Regions from separate parts of the Homo sapiens genome. Here region 1 is linked to region 2. The links are chromatin loops, found by intact Hi-C in ENCODE. Cell type or tissue: transverse colon. All regions are shown on one strand. Links, peaks and the distances in the headings refer to the core of each region. The heading gives the core; the rest is flanking DNA.

What was found. Hi-C counts contacts between places; a loop is a spot of excess contacts. Peaks named below come from ENCODE experiments on the same cell type or tissue, not always from the same donor. Only the 100,000 strongest peaks of a DNase experiment are listed, where the experiment ranks them.
Region 1: it touches region 2 in a loop (20-fold over the local background); 2 of 110 quality-filtered maps call a loop at or near these places.

The regions. Positions count from the first base shown.
Region 1 is chr12:119,976,783-119,985,466 of GRCh38, forward strand. No RefSeq gene overlaps it. Among named protein-coding and RNA genes, the nearest start is that of BICDL1, 8.1 kb to the right of the region's middle. In transverse colon, for the core only: no CTCF peak of the experiment used is centred there; no DNase peak of the experiment used is centred there; H3K27me3 peaks cover 4,711 bases.
Region 2 is chr12:120,242,216-120,253,432 of GRCh38, forward strand. The region is part of intron 1 of PXN (paxillin); the gene reads right to left. It also overlaps the pseudogene RPS20P31. Among named protein-coding and RNA genes, the nearest start is that of PXN, 18 kb to the right of the region's middle. RefSeq lists enhancers at 2,631-3,457, 8,330-8,379. In transverse colon, for the core only: no CTCF peak of the experiment used is centred there; no DNase peak of the experiment used is centred there; H3K27ac peaks cover 2,827 bases.

The DNA.
Region 1 (8,684 bases), core at 3,411-8,410, 260 kb before region 2:
AACTTGGGAAGTAGAGTTTGAAGTGAGCCAAGATTGCACCACTGCACTCCAGCCTGGGTGACAGAGTGAGACTCTCTCAAAAAATAAAGAGATAAATAAATAAATAAGACATGAGGTGTTGCCCTCTTGCCCACGCTGGTCTTGAACTCCTGGACTCAAGCAATCCTCCTGCCTCAGCCTCCCAAAGTGCTGGGATTACAAGCATGAACCATTGCACCCAGTCCTGTTTATGTTTTTTTTCTTCTTCTTCTTTCTTTTTGAGACAGGGTCTCATTCTGGAGTGCAGTGGCGTGATCTCGACTCACTGCAGCCTTTGCCTCCAGGGCTCAAGCGATCCTCCTGCCTCAGCCTCCAAGTAGCTGGGACTACAGGTGTGCACCACCATGGCCAACTAATTCTGGTTTATGTTTTCTATTGTTTATTAAGTTATAAACATTTTGAGGGTAAGGATCACAGCGTATACATATATGTTTCCCCCACATAATCTCCAACTTATCACATGATAGCCTCTATGCGATAAATGTTTTGTATGAGTATAGAGGTTAACACAAACCATGTGGACCATATTAATATGTAACAAATCTGGTATTCTGAGATCAAGAGTTTTTGTTGGTTTTTTGTCTTTAACATCTTATTGAGTAAACTCTGACTGTGTCTTAGCAATGTACTAAGTGCTTTAGACACATTATTCGTTCATTATAAAAATGTATCAAGTTCCTACAAGCCTGGAAAACATGGTGAACCCCATCTCTACTAAAAATACAAAAATTAGCTGGGTGTGATGGCGCCTGTCTCTAGTACCAGCTACTCAAGAGGCTGAGGTGGGGAGCATTGCTTGAGCCTGGTAGGCAGAGGTTGCAGCAAACAATGATTGTGTCACTGCACTCCAGCCTAGATGGCAGAGTAAGACTCTATCTCAAAAAAAAAAGTATCAAGTTCCTATCATATGTTAGGAACTGTGCTGGGCCTTAAGACCCACTAGTAACAAAATTATTTACTTACATAGTGCATAGAAAGGTTAACTAACTTTCCTAGGGTTATTTTGGCTAGTAACTGAGGGAGCCTTGACTTGAAACCAGAGCTTACTCTAGAAACCATGTTCTTAACCACTATATTAAATTTCCTGTGGTGTGAATTATGGACATGCCTTGGTGACGCCATGTCCATTTTTTTTTTTTTTTTTTTTTTGAGACAGAGTCTCGCTCTGTCACCCAGGCTGGAGTGCAGTGGCATGGTCTTGGCTCACTGCAACATCCACCTCCTGGATTCAAACAATTCTCCTGCCTCAGCCTCCCGAGTAGCTGGGACTACAGGAGCCTGCCACCATGCCCGGCTAATATTTTGTATTTTCAGTAGACACAGGGTTTCACCGTGTTAGAGAGGATGATCTCAATCTCCTGACCTCGTGATCCGCCTGCCTCGGCCTCCCAAAGTGAGCCACCGCGCTCGGCCCACACTCTTACACAAACACTGATGGAATACTCCTTGAGGATGAGAATCACGTTTTCTAAATTTTTTTTTTTTTTTTTTGAGATGGAAACTCACTCTGTCACCCAGGCAGGAATGCAGTGGCGTGATCTTGGCTCACTGCAACCTCCACCTCCCAGGCTCAAGTGATTCTCCTGCCTCAGCCTCCCGAATAGCTGGGACTACAGTCATGAGCCACCACGCTTGGCTAATTTTTGTATTTTTTGTAAAGACGAGTTTCACCATGTTGACCAGGCTGGTCTCGAACTCCTGACCTCAAGTGATCTGCCTGCCTTGGCCTCCCAAAGTGCTGAGATACAGGCATGAGCCACCATGCCTGATATGTTTTCTAAAATTTTCTAAAATCCTGAAATTCTCATATAATGAGATAATAATACCAAACGCACACCAACCGTCAATTGTGTCTCAATAAATACTGGCCAACTGCCTTGGTAACTATATAATTCAATAGATTTCCTTATAGTTTAGAAACTTTAAAAAATTATTTTGCTGGCTGGGTGTGGTGGCTCATGCCTGTAATCCCAGCACTTTGGGAGGCCAAAGTGGGAAGATTGCTTGAAGCCAGTCATTTGGGACCTGCCTGGTCAACATAGCGAGACCCTGTCTCTACAAAAAATATTTTAAAATTAACTGGGCATGGTGGCACATGCTTGCAGTTTTAGCTTCCTGGGAGGCTAAGGCAGGAGGATTGGTTGAGCCAACGAGTTCGCAGCTGCAGAGAGCTACGATTATGCTACTACACTCCAGCCTGGGCAACAGAGCAAGACCCTGTCTCTAAAAAATATAAGTGTAGGCCAGGCGCGGTGGCTCACACCTGTAATCCCAGCACTTTGGGAGGCCGAGGCAGGCAGATCACGAGGTCAGGAGATCAAGACCAACCTGGCCAACATGGTGAAACCCTGTCTTTACTAAAAATACAAAAAATTAGCCAGGTGTGGTGGCACACACCTGTAGTCCCAGCTACTCGGGAGGCTGAGGCAGGAGAATTGCTTGAACCCAGGAGGCAGAGGCTGCAGTGAGCCGAGATCATGTCACTGCATTCCAGCCCGGGTGACAGAGCAAGACTCCGTCTTAAAAAAAAAAAAAAAAAAGGCCAGGCACGGTGGCTCATGCCTGTAATCCCAACACTTTGGGAGGCCGAGGCAGGTGGATCACCTGAGGTCAGGAGTTCGAGACCAGTATGGCCAACATGGTGAAACCCCGTCTCCACTAAAAATACAAAAATTAGCCAGGTGTGGTGGCAGGCGCCCGTAATCCCAGCTACTGGGGAGGCTGAGACAGGAGAATTGCTTGAACCCAGGAGGCAGAGGTTGCAGTGAGCTGAGATTGTGCCACTGCCCTCCAGCCTGGACAATAAGAACAAGACTCCATCTCAAAAAAAAAAGAAAAAAGAAAAGAAAAGAAAAAATATATATATTTATATAAATATATAAAATGTGTGTATATATATATATATACATTACTTAATGGAAAAATTAACTATTAAGATAGTTGCATTACACCAACTATCTTTCCAGAACACTTAATATTCACATATATCCCACACCTACACATGTGCCCCCCACACAAACATAGCTACATTTTCTAGGACATGATTAAATTTTGACCCTTTAGAAGATGACTATTCCTCTGATCATAGGAAGGCACCAAGAAATCCATAAAGGCTTTTTACATAAAGTGAGAAGTGTAGCAGTAGCAATGCTAACACAAACCATGGAAAACAGATTCACGGGACATTTTACCTACCCACCAGCAAAAGTTTTTAGTTATCCTGGAAACTGGATGATATAAAATTTCCATAATCAGTGTACTCTGAAATTGACAAAGAACACTAAAGGGAGGAAATTCACTTAAGAAACAGTTTTAGTATGAGCAGTATCAATAGGTATAAATAACTTGCCTGCCAACAGATTAAACCAGAATGTAATGCGGAAGGAACAAGATATAACAAATGTTTGGCAAATTCTTGAGATGAAATAAAACTAGGAAATGTTTTAAAATAGCTCGAGATGAATGATATATGTAGCAAAACACAGCAACAATGTGTTTAGAGCCAAGATCATTGAAAAGAAGCAGGAAAATATGAGCACATAGAAAATGAAACCACAAATCTTTCTAGATGTGGGCATTGGAAGAACCAAAAACAGCCAACCTGAGCATAAAGCAGTCATTTTCTGATGAGTTTGGGCAACAGTGACAGCCAAATCATTATAAGAGGGTAGGGGAGAGTAGAAAGTAATTTAGTCAATGTTGGGAGCAATTGCCTCAAAGCAGAGGAGCTTTTTGGTTATTTATTTGCCTAAGTGGTATGGCTGTGTTATGGGCTGGTTTTCCAGAAGAGAATCCCTAAAAGCAGCCAAAGCACCCTTGGGCTTGCATCAGAGCCCATCATGCATGTAACCCATTTATATCTTTCTCAGGCAACAAACCTCATGGTTAAGTTGTAGAAGCCTGTCATTTTATTTTATTTTATTTTATTTTATTTTATTTATTTGAGACAGGGTCTTGCTCTGTCATCCAGGCTAAAGTGCAATAGCGTGATCACAGCTCACTTCAGCGTCAACCTCCCCATACCCACATGATCCTCCCACCTCAGTCTCCCTAGTAGCTGAGACTATAGGCGTGAGCCACTGTGCTTGACTAATTTTTGGATTTTCTGTAGAGACGGGGTTTCGCCATGTTGCCCAGGCTGGTCTTGAACTCCTGGGCTTAAGTGATCCACTCACCTCGACCTCCCAAAGTGCTAGGATTACAGGTGTGAGCCACCACGCCCGGTCAAAGCCTGTCATTCTGTCTTTTTTTTTTTTTTTTTTTTGAGACAGAGTCTTTGTCACCGAAGCTGGAGTGCAGTGGCCCAACCTCGGCTCACTGCCAACTTCCACCTACCACGTTCAGATGATTCTCCTGCCTCAGCCTCCCAAGTAGCTAAGACTGAAGGTGCATACCACCACGCCGGCTAATTTCTGTATTTTTAGTAGATATGGGGTTTTTTCATGTTGGCCAGGCTGGTCTCAAACTCCTGACCTTAAGTGATCTGCCCACCTCAGCTTCCCAAAGTGCTGGGATTACAAGCATAAGCCAATGCGCCTGTCCCGAAGCCTGTCATTTTAAACTAGCGTTTCTCAACTCAGCACTATTGACATTTGGGGCCAGATAGGCTGTCCTGGACATTAAAATATGTTTGGCAGCATCTCTAGTCTCCATCCATTAGATGCCAATAACACCTCCTTCCTCCCAGTTATGACAACCCAAAATGTCTCCAGACATTGCCCAATATCTCTAGGGTCCTAGGAGGAGGTCAAAATCACCCCCAGACCAAGCACGGTGGCTCATGTTTGTAATCCCAGCACTTTGGGAAGTTGAGGCAGGCGGATCACGTGAGGTCAGCAGTTTGAGACCAGCTTAGCCAACATGGTGAAACCTTTCTCTACTAAAAATACAAAAATGAGCTGGGCATGGTGGCATGTACCTGTAATCCCAGCTACTAGAGAGGCTGAGGCAGGAGAATCGCTTGAACCCAGGAGCTGGAGGTTGCAGTGAGCCGAGATCATGCCACTGCACTCCAGCCTGCTTGACACAGTGAGATGCCGTCTTAAAAAAAAAAAAATCACCCCCAGTTGAGAACTACTGGTTTAGAGCATACAGGGGTGATTACCAGGCCAACTTCATACCGTACAGATAAGGAAGCCAAAGCCTAGGCACATTAAATGCCTTGTTCAATTGTACATAGCTACACAGCTGGTTAATGACAGATCTAATTCAGAAAGCCCAGATTGTTTGTTTGTTGGTTGGTTTTTAGAGACAGGGTCTCGCTCTGAGACCGAGGCTGGAGTGCAGTGGCGCGATAGTAGCTCACCGCCTCGCTGCATCCTCAAACTCCATGTCTCAGCCTCAGGAGTAGCTAAGACTATAGGTGGGAGACAGAGGATCTCTCTGTGTTGCTCAGGGTGGTCTCAAACTCCTGGCCTCAAGCGATCTTCCAGCCTCGGCCTCCCAAAGTGCTGAAATTACAGGAGTGAGCCACTGCACCTGGCCTGCCAGGCTCCATTTTAAACATATCTGAAATATTCTTGTCTTAAGACTGACCTTATTAAGTAAGTATTACTTCTTCTTCTTCTTATTATTATTATTATTATTGGAGACAGGGTCTTGCTCTGTCATCCAGGCTGGAGTGCAGTGGCACACAGCTCACTAAAGCCTCAACCTCCTGGGCTCAGGTGATCCTCCCACCTCAGCCTCTCCAGTAGCTGAGATGAAACGCACACACCACCATGCCTGGCTAATTTATTTTTTATTTTTTTGTAGGGACAGGGTTTTGTTATGTTACCCAGGCTGGTCTTGAACTCCTGGGCTCAAGCAATTCACTCACCTCGGCCTCTGAAAGTGTTGGGATTACAGGTGTGAGCCACCACACCTGGCCTATCAGGCTTCATTTTTAAGAGCTGTACGTATCTGAAATCTTTCTGTCTTAAGACCAAATTTATCAGGTAAGTACTACCATTATCCCCATTTTATAAATGAAGAAACTGAGGCATAGAGGTCCAAAGTCATCCAACTCCTAAGTGGCAGAACTAGATGCAGCCCAGGAAGTCTGGTTCATGATCATTAAGGGGAAAGACTGAAGATGCCTAATCAGAAGGGAGGAAAAATGGGTCAGAAGCTGGAAATGACAGTTGTCAGAAAATAACTGGCAGAGGTAACAGGGCAGCTAGACCTGGGGTATTAGGCAAATCCTTGGGAGAGAGGAGTTCTCATCTGGAAGGGAAAAGTTGGGCAAGGATGTTGGTAGGAAAGGATAGAAGCTGGAGGAGAGGAAGTTGGGAACTCACACTGTGTATCCATATAGGGACAAGATGAGGCTTCTATTTACCTTCTGAGTAGCAGAGAAGGAACTTCCCGACATCAGGCAGGGCAGGGTCTCTGCTGAAGACTGACACCGGTGAGCACCAGCCACTGATGTTAACATTTTTCCCCTAAAAACCAACTTGAGAACCACCAGGGGTATACACACCACATTCTGCAAAATGTTGAGATCACTCCTCTCTAAAAAATATAAAGTGCTTTGGGTAACATTTGATGAATGTCCAAGACTTGTATGTTTCCACGATTATTTCATAGACAAAATATACAACTTAAAACACGCGTGATCTGCTGGTGCACACAAACACACACATCATAGCTAAATGAAAATATCAAGCATAGAACAGCTTTATTACACATTTTGCCAGTTCCTCATGTTTCTTCAACACTTGGCTTTTCAAAAACAAATTTTCGAGACGTTTTGTCTTTTACACTTTCCAGTTTTCACGGACCAAGATGTTAATAAAAGTAAACAACTTGGGGAAATCGGATGAGCGTTGTCATATTTGTAGATATCAGGATCTCTAAGAAGGAAAAATGTCATGTTTTGCCCTTAGTGATGTAATAGCACTTACGTGGAAATTCACCCATAGTATGTTAAGTATGTAAACTGTACTCATACTCAAGTTTACCAGACTATCCAGGTACTAAAACTAACACTAATGCAAATATATTTTAAAGGAATACATAAGTGATAAAAAGTGAAGTGCAGTAGAGTAACTAAGAACAAGTCCATTAGAGACAGACAGTTCTAAAACACTAGCATCATAGTATCATGTACTAGTATATATTGGTGTAACACACTACCATTATAGGGTTATTGTGAGGATTAAATGAGAGAGTGTTACATAAAGGATTTAAGGAGCACAGTGCTAAATGTATTTTAGCTGTTATTGTTCTAGCATGAAGAAGAATAAATTTAATAAGCTTCTTAGAAGTCTGATGGTTTTCATAACTTGGCTTTAATGAGTTTTAAATCCTGGCACTAATTTCCATATAGGCAGGTATATATTCATTCTGTTACCTCAAGGCTGACCTAATGGACTTGAATCAGCAGTTCCCAGAGTGTGGTGCACCGGCTCCTAAAGGTCCTAGAGTCTTTCAGAGGGCTACCAAGAAAAGAACTATTTTCATAATAAGTGTAAGGATTATCATTCTAATGTTATTAACAATAGCAAACTAATTTCATAATAATGCTAATCATCTAATACTATTTTTGTTTGTAATTATGTTGACATTTGCACTGATGGTGCAAAAGCAATGGTAGGTAACACCACTGATACCTTAGCATGAGTCAAGGCAGTGTTACCCAGCTGTGCTGGTACACATGGTAGTCTTCACTTTCATGTGCTCATAGAAAAAACAGAAGCTAGTTTTATTAACCAATGTCCCTGACGAAGCAGTACTTCTATTAAGTCCAGACCCTTGAGTGCACATCTTTTTAATATTTCATGTGATGAAATGGGAAGTACCCACAAAGCACTTCTGCTGTGTACTGAAGTATGATGGTTATCTTGAGGTGAAGCACTTGTACCTCCGTTTGAGTTGGGAACTAACTAGCCACATTTTTCACGGAACACTGTTTTTACCTGAATGAATGACACAAACTGTGGTATTCAGATTCGGGTATTTGGCAGATATTTTCTCAAGAATTAATGAAGTAAGTCTGTTACTTCAAGGAAAACAACTCAAAATATTTGTTACTAATGATAAAACTCAAGCTTAGTAACTTCTCAATACTTAAAGACTTTTATGATGAGATCAGTGGTGGTGATATTAATGAATGTGATTAGGCTGATATTGTGTAATGACATGTGACAATATTTGTAAGATCTGCATAACTCAGACATTTTCCAAATGAAAATACATGCTGTTATACAATCAATCATACATATGTAAAAAATCCATTCAAAGTGAAAAATAGATCAATGGGATTTCCTTGACATGGTTTTAGATTTCACATTGCAACTAACCTTTAAGAAACTACAACTTGTCATCTGGGCGCAGTGGCTCACGCCTGTAATCCCAGCACTTTGGGAGGCTGAGGTGGGTGGATCACCTGAGGTCAGGAGTTCAAGACCAGCCTGGCCAACATAGTGAAACCCCGTCTCTACTAAAAATACCAAAATTAGCCAAGTGTGGGGGCACATGCCTGTAGTCCCAGCTACTTGGGAGGCTGAGGCAGGAGAATCACTTGACCTGGGAGGTGGAGGATGCAGCGAGCCAAGATTGCGCCACTGCACTCACTCCAGCCTGGGCAACAGAGTGAGACTCCATCTCAAGAAAGAAAGAAAGAGAGAGAGAGAGAGAAAGAAAGAAACTATAACTTGTCAAGT
Region 2 (11,217 bases), core at 2,593-7,592:
ACACAAGTTGTTCTCCCTGTCTGGCTTTGGGAGAACCTCAGGAAGTTGCATGCAGCCTGCTCTGGGAATTCTCAGAGTGTTCAGGAAGACCATGGGCTCCCTTCCTCTGCCCGCACCCATCTGCACGAGTCTGCCTCTGAAATTCAAATAGAAAGCCAGCCCCATCTCTGACAGCCGTCCTCCAGGAAAAAGAGGGGTCAGCCTAAGCAGGTTATCAGAGGAACCAGATCCTTCCTGCCACATGAGCATGCGGCTCACCACTGGGGCCAGAGGGCCCAGGACACAATCTCAGGCCTCAAACCCTCATGGAAATGCCCTTCAGAACTGACCCACGGCCCCAGCCCCAGCTGACCACAGAGAGACTTTGCACAGATAAAGCTCATCTCATGGCCAAGTGTGGTGGCTCATGCCTGTAATCCCAGCACTTTGCGAGGCAGAGGCGGGCAGATCACTTGAGGTCAGGAGTCCGAGTCCAGCCTGGCCAACATGGAGAAACCCTGTCTCTACTAAAAATACAAAAATTGGTGTGGTGGTACACGCCTGTAATCCCAGCTATTCAGGAGGCTGAGGCAGGAGAATTGCTTGAACCTGGGAGGCAGAGGTTGCAGTGAGCCAAGATTATGCCACTGCACTCCAGCCTGAGCGACAGAGCGAGACTCGGGCTTTAAAAAAAAAAAAAAAAGCTCATCTCACTGTAGGATAACAGATGCCCCAAAGGCCAGCCCCATCTCAGCTATCGTAGCAAGGTCATCCCCAAAAGGTCATTCCAATGAAGATGCAAAGCCTAATGACTGTCCTTGGCCTTGTGGCTCAGGATAAGTTTGATTAGCTTGAAAGATCCAACTGGACACAGGGCACCAAATCACTACCAATGAACTAAACACACATGCTTGCACACACGTCCGCCCTCCAGGCCTCTGCATGAGCTATTCCCTCTCCCTAGACCTCTCTCCTGTCTTCTTTACCAGGCTAAATCCTTTCTAATCCCTTGAGACTCATAATAGCTTAGTTTATCTTCTTCAACGAGAGGATAAAAAGGATCCATCCTGCCTACCTAGAGAAAAAGCAACGTGTTGCTTTTCTGCTGGGAAGGTCTCTTTCCAAAATCTTATTACAGAATGACCATTTAAGTAAAGGACAAAGGTTGGGGCCTTTTCTAAATGTTGAGGTTCTATTTAAACACACAACAAAAGGCCGGGCATGGTGGCTCATGCCTGTAATCCAAGCATTTTGGGAGGCCAAGGCGGGACGATTGCTTGAGGGCAGAAATTTGAGACCAGACTGGGCAACACAGCAAGACCCTGTCTCTACAAAAAATTTTTAAAAATTCGCCAGGTGCTATAGCACATGCCTGTAATCCCAGTTACTTAGGAAGCTGAGGCTGGAAGATGGATTGAACCCAGGTGTTTGAAGCTGCAAGTGAGCTATGATGGCATCACTGCACTCCAGCCTGGGCAACAGAGAAATCCTATCTCTTAAAACACACACAAAACAGAGTCAGTTTAGGATCCCATTTCCTCCAGGAAGCCCTCCCTGACCTTACTCTCCTACAAAGGGTTTGAGGCTCCATTCCTTTGAGTTCCCAAAGCACTGTGCACTTCTCCTATGAGAACACCTCAAGCTGGTAGGAACTGTCTGCCTAAGGGGCCATGTCTCACAGCCTAGGAATAGCACATTGTGGGTAGGGAGTACGCCTATATTCATCTTCATCTGAGCATTGGGCAGAGCCTAGCATATAATAGGGGCTCCATGGATGATACCAAACAAATCAACAAATGACCTGCGCCAAGTCAGTCTGCTGCTGAGATCAGCCTTGCCACTTCAGCTCATGCCACCTCCTGGTCCTCCCTAAGAGCTCACTGTATGCAAAGCCCGGTGAGGGAGAGCAACACAGGAGCACAGGGCCCAAGTTGTTCCTACTCTTCTATCCCAGAATGTCCCATCTACTGTGATCTAGTTGCCACCACCCCTCCCCAACCAGCAAAACTCCTACCCTAAAATAAACAAACAAAAAAATAGCTGGGCATGGTGGCCACATCTGTAATCCCAGCACTTTGGGAGGCTGAGGTGGGTGGATCACAAGGTCAGGAGTTCAAGACCAGCCTGGCCAAGATGGTGAAACCCCATCTCTACTAAAAATACAAAACTTGGTCGGGCGCGGTGGCTCACGCCTGTAATCCCAGCACTTTGGGAGGCCGAGGCGGGCGGATCACGAGGTCAGGAGATCGAGACCATCCTGGCTAACACGGTGAAACCCCGTCTCTACTAAAAATACAAAAAAAATTAGCCAGGCGTGGTGGCGGGCGCCTGTAGTCCCAGCTACTCGGGAGGCTGAGGCAGGAGAATGGCGTGAACCCGGGAGGCGGAGCTTGCAGTGAGCAGAGATCGCACCACTGCACTCCAGCCTGGATGACAGAGTGAGACTCCGTCTCGGAAAAAAAAAAAAAAAATACAAAACTTAGCTGGGCGCAGTGGCAGACGCTTGTAATCCCAGCTACTTAGGAGGCTGAGGCAGGGAAGTGTTTGAACCTGGGAGGCAAAGGTTGCAGTAAGCCAAGATCACGCCACTGCACTCCAGCCTGGGTGACAGAGCGAGACTCTGTCTCAAAACAAATAAATAAATAAAATAAAATAAAATAAATAATAAATAATAAAAAAAAATCAAAGGAATAGTCCACAAGACTTTGTGGCTGGAGCATAGCCCCTTGTGGGTACTTAAGGTTTAAACTCACTGGGTGGCCTATCTGGCTTCCTTTGTGGGTGGGGAAGGGGAGCTCCAAGAGGTGGGCTCAGGGCATAGGAATGAGGCAGCTGGGAGGGAGTTGGGGCCTGGGACTGGGTGACTCTCTGGCTTGGTGCTGGGGAAGGAGGAGGAGGGGCATCACGTAGCAACAGAGCAAGAAGGAACAGGAGTGTGGCAGCCCCAGGCCCTGCAGATCTGGTCACACCTCTCCCCATGGAGCAGAGGAGGCAGGGGACATGAGCTGGAATGTGCGATTTTCTCAAACGTGCACCACCGGAATGTGTCAGCAACACCAAGTGTGGGGCTGTGTAGCCCAGAGAGACTGACAGCATCGATTATCATGACTGAAGCACAGATGGGATGAGCCACAAAGCACGTACAGATTAGTGAGGCTGAGGGAGTTCACAGGCAGGGAAACTAGCCAGGGAGGAAGAAGACAACACGTTCTCAGACGAGAATGGGAAAAGGAGGGGAAGAAAAAAAAAAACAAAACAATGTTTTCCTGACATTTTTGTTAACTTCTTTAGTCTTCAAAAAAAAAGAATGCGGCCGGGCACAGTGGCTCACGCCTGTAATCCCAGCACTTTGGGAGGCCGAGGTGGGTGGATCACAAGGTCAGGAGATCAAGACCATCCTGGCTAACACGGTGAAACCCCGTCTCTACTAAAAAATACAAAAAATTAGCCGGGTGTTGTGGCGGGCACCTGTAGTCCCAGCTACTTGGGAGGCTGAGGCAGGAGAATGGCGTGAACCCAGGAGGCGGAGCTTTCAGTGAGCCGAGATCGCACGACTGCACTCCAGCCTGGGCGACAGAGCGAGACTCCATCTCAAAAAAAAAAAAAAAAAAAAGAATGCTAGAAATATTATAGTAAATTTGTGGACAAACATAAAAGGTGGACTACATAGTACGGGTTTCATAATATATGTAGAAATAACAAAAAACAGGAGGGGGAAATGGAAATATACTGTTCTTACATTATACGTGAAATGGTATGGTATGATTTGAAGGCAGATTGTGATTAATTTAAACCTGCAAACCACAGAGTGACCACTAAAATCAAACCAATGAAGTATAGCTAAATAAGCAAAGAGTGGAAATAAAACAGAACCCTAAAAAATACTCAATGAATCTAAAACAAGGCAAGAGGCCAGACACAATGGCTCACACCTATAATCCCAGCGCATTGGGAGGCCAAAGCAGGAGGATTGCTTGAGGCCAGGAGTTAGAGACCAGCCTGGGCAACACAGTGAGATTCCGTCTCTACAAAAATAAAAATAAAAAATTAGGCTGGGCACAGTGGCTCATGCCTTTAATCCCAGCACTTTGGGAGGCTGAGGTGGGCAGATCACTTGAGGTCAGGAGTTCGAGTCCAGCCTGGCCAACATGGTGAAACCCCATCTCTACTAAAAATACAAAAATTAGCTGGGCATGGTAGCGCATGCCTGTTATCCCAGTTCCTCCAGAGGCTGAGGCATGAGAATCACTTGAACCTGGGAGGCAGAGGTTGCAGTGAGCCATGCACTCCAGCCTGGGGGACAGAGAAAGACTCTGTCTCAAAAAAAAAAAAAAAAAAAGAAAAAAGAAAAGAAAAAGAAAAAAGAAAAATTTAGCCAGGCCAGGCGCGGTGGCTCATGCCTGTAATCCCAGCCCTTTGGGAGGCTGAGGCAGGCAGATCGTGAGATCAGGAGATCGAGACCATCCTGGCTAACATGGTAAAACCCTGTCTCTACTAAAAATACAAAAAAATTAGCTAGGCATGGTGGTGCGTGCCTGTAGTCTCAGCTACTCAGGAGGCTGAGGCAGGAGAATCACTTGAACCCGGGAGGCAGAGGTTGCAGTGAGCCAGGATTGCGCCACTGCACTCCAGCCTGGGCAATAGAGTGAGAATCTGTCTTAAAAAAAAAAAAAAAAAGAAAAATGTAGCCGGGCATGTTAGCATATGCCTGTAATTCCAGCTACTCGAGAGGCTAAGGCAGGAGGATCACTTGAGCCTAGGAGTTTGACACTGTAGTAAGCCATGACTGTACCACTGCACTTCAGCCTGGGTGACAGCAAGACCCTGTCTCTATAAAAAAAAATTTTAAAAAAAAGAAGGCTAGAAAAGAAGAAAGAATAAACAGATGGCACAAATGGAAAATGAATGGCAACATGATAGACTTCAGTCTAACCACATTGATAATTACTTTAAAATCTAAAAGGTTTATATACTCCAATTAAAAGGCAGAGATTTTCAGCCTGGGTAGAAATGCAGTATTTAATACATGCTATCTACAAGAAACATACTTTACATATAAAGACACAGATAGATTCAGTATAAAGCAATGGAGAAAGATATACCATGCAAACACTAATATCAAGGAAGGCAGAGTGGCCCTTTGAGGGAGCCAGCTGGCAGCTGCCACTAAACTCTGGTGTGCCCTCGCCTGCTCCTGAGTTGCCACTGTTTGCCCTCACCCCAGAACAAGTCAGCTAGGAAGCCACACCACAGCTATGGCTTTCAAAGCCATCCGTGGAACTAGAGGTGGCAATTTATTAAATCAGAATTACCCTAGCCTGCCGCAACATCAAATCTCTGGAGAAGGTGTGTGCTGACTTGATCAGAGGTGCAAAGGAAAAGAATCTCAAAGTGAAGGATCAGTTCAGATGCCTATCAAGACTCTGAGAATCACTATAAGAAAAACGCCTCGTGATGAAGGTTCTAGGACAAGGGATCGTTTCCAGATGAGAATCCGCAAGTGACTCACTGACCTGGATGGTCCTCCCGAGATTGCTAAGCAGATTACGTCCATCTGTACTGAGCTGAGATTCAAGGTTAAAGTCACCACTGCAGATGTTTCAAGCAACTATTTTATTAACAGAATAGCAGTTGTTTAAAAGAAAAAAAGAAAGAAAGTTGAAGTGCTTCTGTTAATATCAGGCAAGGCAGACTTCCAGACAGGAATATTACCAGAGGTAAAGAGGGACATTTCATAATGATGAGTCAATTCATCATGAAGACATAATCATCCTAAATGTACACCCACTCAACAACAGAGCTCTAAAGTAGATAAAGCAAAAATGGACAAAATTGAAAAGAAAAAGTGACAAATCCACAATCCTAGTTGGAAACTGGAGACTTTGACTCTCCAGTTGAGAAAGCTCAATAATTGAGAAAAAACTCTTCCAAAGGAAGCCAGTGGAAGATATAAGCAAATAACCCAAGAGAGGTGAAGAGCAGGAGGACAGAGGGCTGCCAGACTGCTGGTCTGGGGAACATGAGGGACCCCAGCCTTTGCTCACGGTAGAAGAGGGGGCTGGAGGATGGCCACAGAGCAGGAAATGCTCCCTCCTCTGTCCACAGCCCCTAGACCTTCCCCAGAGGGAAGCACGCCAGCTCACACCACACTTCTCCTGGGGTCATTTTCAGTCCCTGATAACCCTGGATAGGGGTCAGTGTTCAACAGCCCCCACTGCCCTCAGCAGACACCTGGTTGACTATGTTTCCTCAATTACTGCACCCCCAAGCACACCATATACAATCCACAGATGACTTTCACACACACACACACACACACACACACACACACACACACACACACACACCAGACTGTCCCCTCTCTTCCCTCCTCCCCAGTGGCACCGCGTGGCATCACCCTCATTGGCGAGCAGGAATCAGAACAGAGTCTACAATGTCAGCAAAGGGCTGTATGCGACAGTCACTGAATCCAATCCCAGCTCCACCACTAATCAGCAACTAACCTCGGGCAAGTTGCTCACCTCTCTGTGCTTCAGTGTCGTCAGCTAGAATACCTACTTCAGAGGGCTGTTGTGAGGAAATGATAAGGGAACGTAAGGGAGGTATTTAGAACAGTGGCTGCCACAGAGTGAGTAACACTATATTAATGCTGGCAGTTATGGCCAGGTGCAGTGGTTCACGTCTGTAATCCCAAAACTTTGGGAGGCTGAGGCGGGTGGATCACCTGAGGTCAGGAGTTTGAGACCAGCCTGGCCAACATGGTGAAACTCCATCTCTACTAAAAATACAAAACTTAGTCAGATATGGTGTTGGGCACCTGTGATCCCAGATACGTGGGAGGCTGAGGCACGAGAATCGCTTGAACCTGGGAAGCAGAGGTTGCAGTGAGCCAAGATTGCACCACTGCACTCCAGCCTGGGCGACAGAGCAAGACTCTGTCTCAAAATAAATAAATAAATAAATAATAAAATAAAAATCCACAAAACCCCTTTTGTAATTGTGGTCTTAGATGGAAGCTCAATATATAAACAGAGAAAAGTAAGCAGCTCTGACTGAAGAAGATGACGGCCACAAACTCCCAAGCATAGGAGGAAATGACATCCTAAGGTTCCTTCCAGCTCTGGAAGCACCAGAGGACTCTAAGAAAGAATGGATCAGTCCAGAAGCACAGAGGGGGAGTGCAGACTGATAATACCCAACAGGCCATTAGGAGGGAAAATCTCAGACAGTCGAAGCAGGGAGAAGAGGAAGGACAGAGCCCAAGCCAGTGGTGCCCAAAGGAGCTGCTACCAGCAATGCCCTCAATTGCCAGTGATCAGCCAATCAAGCATCCCCCAGGATGGTGACACCCCAGCCCCCATGCTTTGGCCAAAGTCAGGCAGATAACAGCTGTCTCCTGGTCACTGTTCCTGCTGCTCTAGAGGCACAAACAGGATGTTTAGAAGCAGATGACCACAAGTGACCACAGGAAGCCATGACAACCGCCTCCAGGTAACGATCTTCTTCCCCAGCTTCTTTCCGGCTTGGCTGCCTCCAAAGACCAGACAAAAAGACTTCAAGTGCCAACTTCCAAAGAGAGAGAAGGGGGAGGAGTTCTTGGAAAGTTCAGGACACAGCAGAAGAGGCCATTTGAGGTGGTGAGGCAGGGAAGAAATGAGACCACCCAGCTATCCCAACAGCTACCTCACCTCAAAGACGCATTGTGCCTGATGAAGCTAAGCAGGGGTGAAGAAACTGCACATCCACTGCTTGGGACAGAGGACCTTCCAAGACAGGCAGCATGTGACCAGGCAGGCTCAGGAGGGCTGCCAAGTCGTGTCTCTGAGGAGTGACTGCAGTGTTCCAGGCATCACGACCACTCCTCCACACCCACCCCAGAGGAGCCCATCCCACTCAGCTGTCCCAGAGCACATCAGTGATGAGAAACTGCCTTAGCCGGCCAGCCGAGCCAGGAGTACACAGGGGAAATGGCAAATCCAGAGGAAACCAAGTGCAGGCCATTGGACACTCCCATTTCCACCTAAGGAAGAGGAATGTTCCTGGAAACAGAGGGGGCAAAGCTCGGCCAGGACTCTCTGAGCCACTTCAAACCTCCAACAGAGCCCAGGGTGGGTCCCACAGATCAACTACCCCTAAAGGGGTACAGTCACTGGGCCAGCTTCATGACACAGCTGTGTCCACTCAGTGTACAACCACCAAGTTCACAGTCCAGAAAACCAACTCTCCTTTTTTCTACTGCTACTAGGAGCCTCAGGGGCCAGACCACCCCATGAGGCTTTCTGGATGCCTAGAGTGCTAGGAGAAGCCCAGGGCTGATCTGGGAGTGGATCTCAGCACAGCTCCCTGTGGCAGCTCTCACTAATATTAGTGTTAGATGAGCGATTAGTATAAACCAAGCCACCAAGCCACCTCCTCCCCCACCACTTCCTCATGAAAGCCACCAAAGAGGCTCAGGGGAAATTAAAAGTCATATAACCAAAACCCAACTTAACACCACCAGCCCAAGGGTGTGGCCATTTCACCTCCACAGCAGAGTTCCAAACATTCTCCAACCCATGGCGCCATGAAGAGTCCTAAATCACATTCTTCCAGAAAGTAACTGAAGTCAGATTCTTCCCCCAGGCCTAGCTAAGCAACCAAACAGGGCCAATTGCACTAAGTGCCCACCAAGGCCACGGGAAATGCAGCCAACCTAAAGATGAAGTGGAAGCTTAAATTCGAAGAGTGGGCCAGGTGCAATGGCTCACGTCTGTAATCCCAACACTTTGGGAGGCCGAGGTGAGCAGATCACTTGAGGCCAGGAGTTCAAGACCAGCCTGGCCAACATGGCGAAACCCCATCTCTACTAAAAATACAAAAAATTAGCTGGGTGTGATGGCAGGTGCCTGTGATCCCAGCTACTCGGGAGGCTGAGGCAGGAGAATCACTTGAACCCAGGAGGTGGAGGTTGCAATGAGCTGAGATCACGCCACTGCACTCCAGCCTGGGCAACGGAACGAGACTCTGTCTCAAAAAAAATCAATTAATTAAAAAATAAATAAGGCCCGGCATGGTGGCTCACGCCTGTAATCCCAGCACTTTGGGAGGCCAAGGCAGGTGGATCACTTGAGGTCAGGAGTTTGAGACCAGCCTGGCGAACATGGTGAAACCCCACCTCTACCAAAACTACAAAAAACAGCCAGCATAGTGGCGCATGCCTGTAATCCCAGCTACTCAGGAGGCTGAGGCAGGAGAATCACTTGAACATGGGAGGTGGAGGCTGCAGTGAGCTGAGATCACGCCCCTGCACTCCAGCCTGGATGACAAAGCAAGACTCCATCTCAATAAATAAATAAACAAACAGGCCGCTGCGGTGGCTCACTCCTGTAATCCCAGCACTTTGGGAGGTGAGGTGGGCAGATCATTTGAGGTCAGGAATTCAAGACCAGCCTGGCCAACATGGTGAAACGCTGTCTCCACTAAAAATACAAAAATTAGCTGGGCGTGGTCGTGGGCGCCTGTAATCCCAGCTATTTGGGAGGCTGAGGCAGGAGAATTGCTTGAACCCGGGAGGCAGAGACTGCAGTGAGCCAAGATTGTGCCACTGTACTCCAGCCTGGGCAACAGAGCGAGACTTGGTCTCAAAAATAAATAAACAAACAAACAAATAAATGCCAAGAGAATGATACCAAAAGCCAAACCCTCCACCCCAGGAGTTGTCAAGATTATCCCAAGAATGAACGATAACCATCACCAGTTACTGAGCACTTTGAAAGTATTTCGGGAAAGTATGTCAGGAAATGCACCTATTTCATGGATTAGGAGACCAAGGCTCAGAGTGTAAAGTGATCTGCCAGGGTCACACAAGTAGTAGGCAACAGCATTGATACAGAACCAAGTGTGGCTGATGTCAGAGGCTGGGTTCTATGCCACCTCCCCACCCCAAACCCAGAGAGAACTCAGGTTCTCCAGAGGAGGAAGTGGTTTGCTGCAGGCTCAGCATCACTGTGGGTGTCGCAGTTCATACCCATTTAATCACCAACCACCATCAAGTAGTTATTAAGTGACCGCAGAGAGAACAGCACAGTGCTTGGTGGCAAGGGGTATTTGAAAGGCAGATAAAATCCCTGTCTTCAAAGAGCTTACGGGGCAGAGCGGGAGACAGAAGAAAGCCTAATTTACACAGATCTGTAAAGTTTTACCTTAGCAGGAGGGTCAACAGGCTGGTTAGTTTTATCGGGGAAAAAAGCCTTCTCAAAAAGGTGGATTCAGCTAAGATTTTAAAGGCAGAGGGTAAGGTGAGTCAGGAGAAGGCTATTTTCTGCAACTTGAACCAACATCTAGACTCAAGGCAGAACTGAGTGGTTGGCATGGTCAGAAGTCAAATGTAATTCAGAGACTGCAATACAAGATACCCCCTAGATCTGGCAACTGCATTTGTCATTAAACATCGAGCACAGAGAGTTCTTAGAATCCCCCAAAGCAGGGGCCAAGTAGGAATATGTGTGAGGCAAGTGAGACCCAATGTAGGCAACAGAGAGGGTCAAATACAAGGCTGGAGCTATTGAGGTTAACCAAGTGGTGACACAGAGTACACACATCCCATGAAGCCTGATCTGATTTTTCAAAAGAAACGACATGTAATGAAACTCCGTCTCTACTAAAAATACAAAAATTAGATGGGCGTGGTGGCGGGCGCCTGTAATCCCAACTACTCGGGAGGTTGAGGTAGGAGAATTGCTTGAACCCAGGAGGCGGAGGTTGCAGTTGAGCCGAGATCATGCCACTGCACTCCAGCCTGGGTGACGCAGTGAGACTCTGTCTCAAAAAAAAAAAAAAAAAAAAAAGGAACAACATGGACTTTTTGGTGCAATCTCCTGATGTTTTAAATGTTGGCAACTAATTTGGAATATTTTGAATACCATGCAGACCAAGCAACAAGGGTCTGCAGACCAAATCTGACCCGTAGATTTCTGATTTCTACCTTGAGGTTTCCCATATGAAAAACCAGAAAGAAGACCAGGCATAGTGGCTCACGCCTGTAATCCCAGCTCTTTGGAAGGCCAAGGCAGGTGGATCACCTGAGGTCAGGAGTTTGAGACTAGCCTGACCATTATGGTGAAACCCCGTCTCTACTAAAAATATGAAAAGTAGCCAGGCATGATGGCACACGCCTGTAGTCTCAGCTACTCAGGAGGCTGAGACAGGAGAATTGCTTGAACCCCAGAGGCGGAGGTTGCAGTGAGCTGAGATCACGCC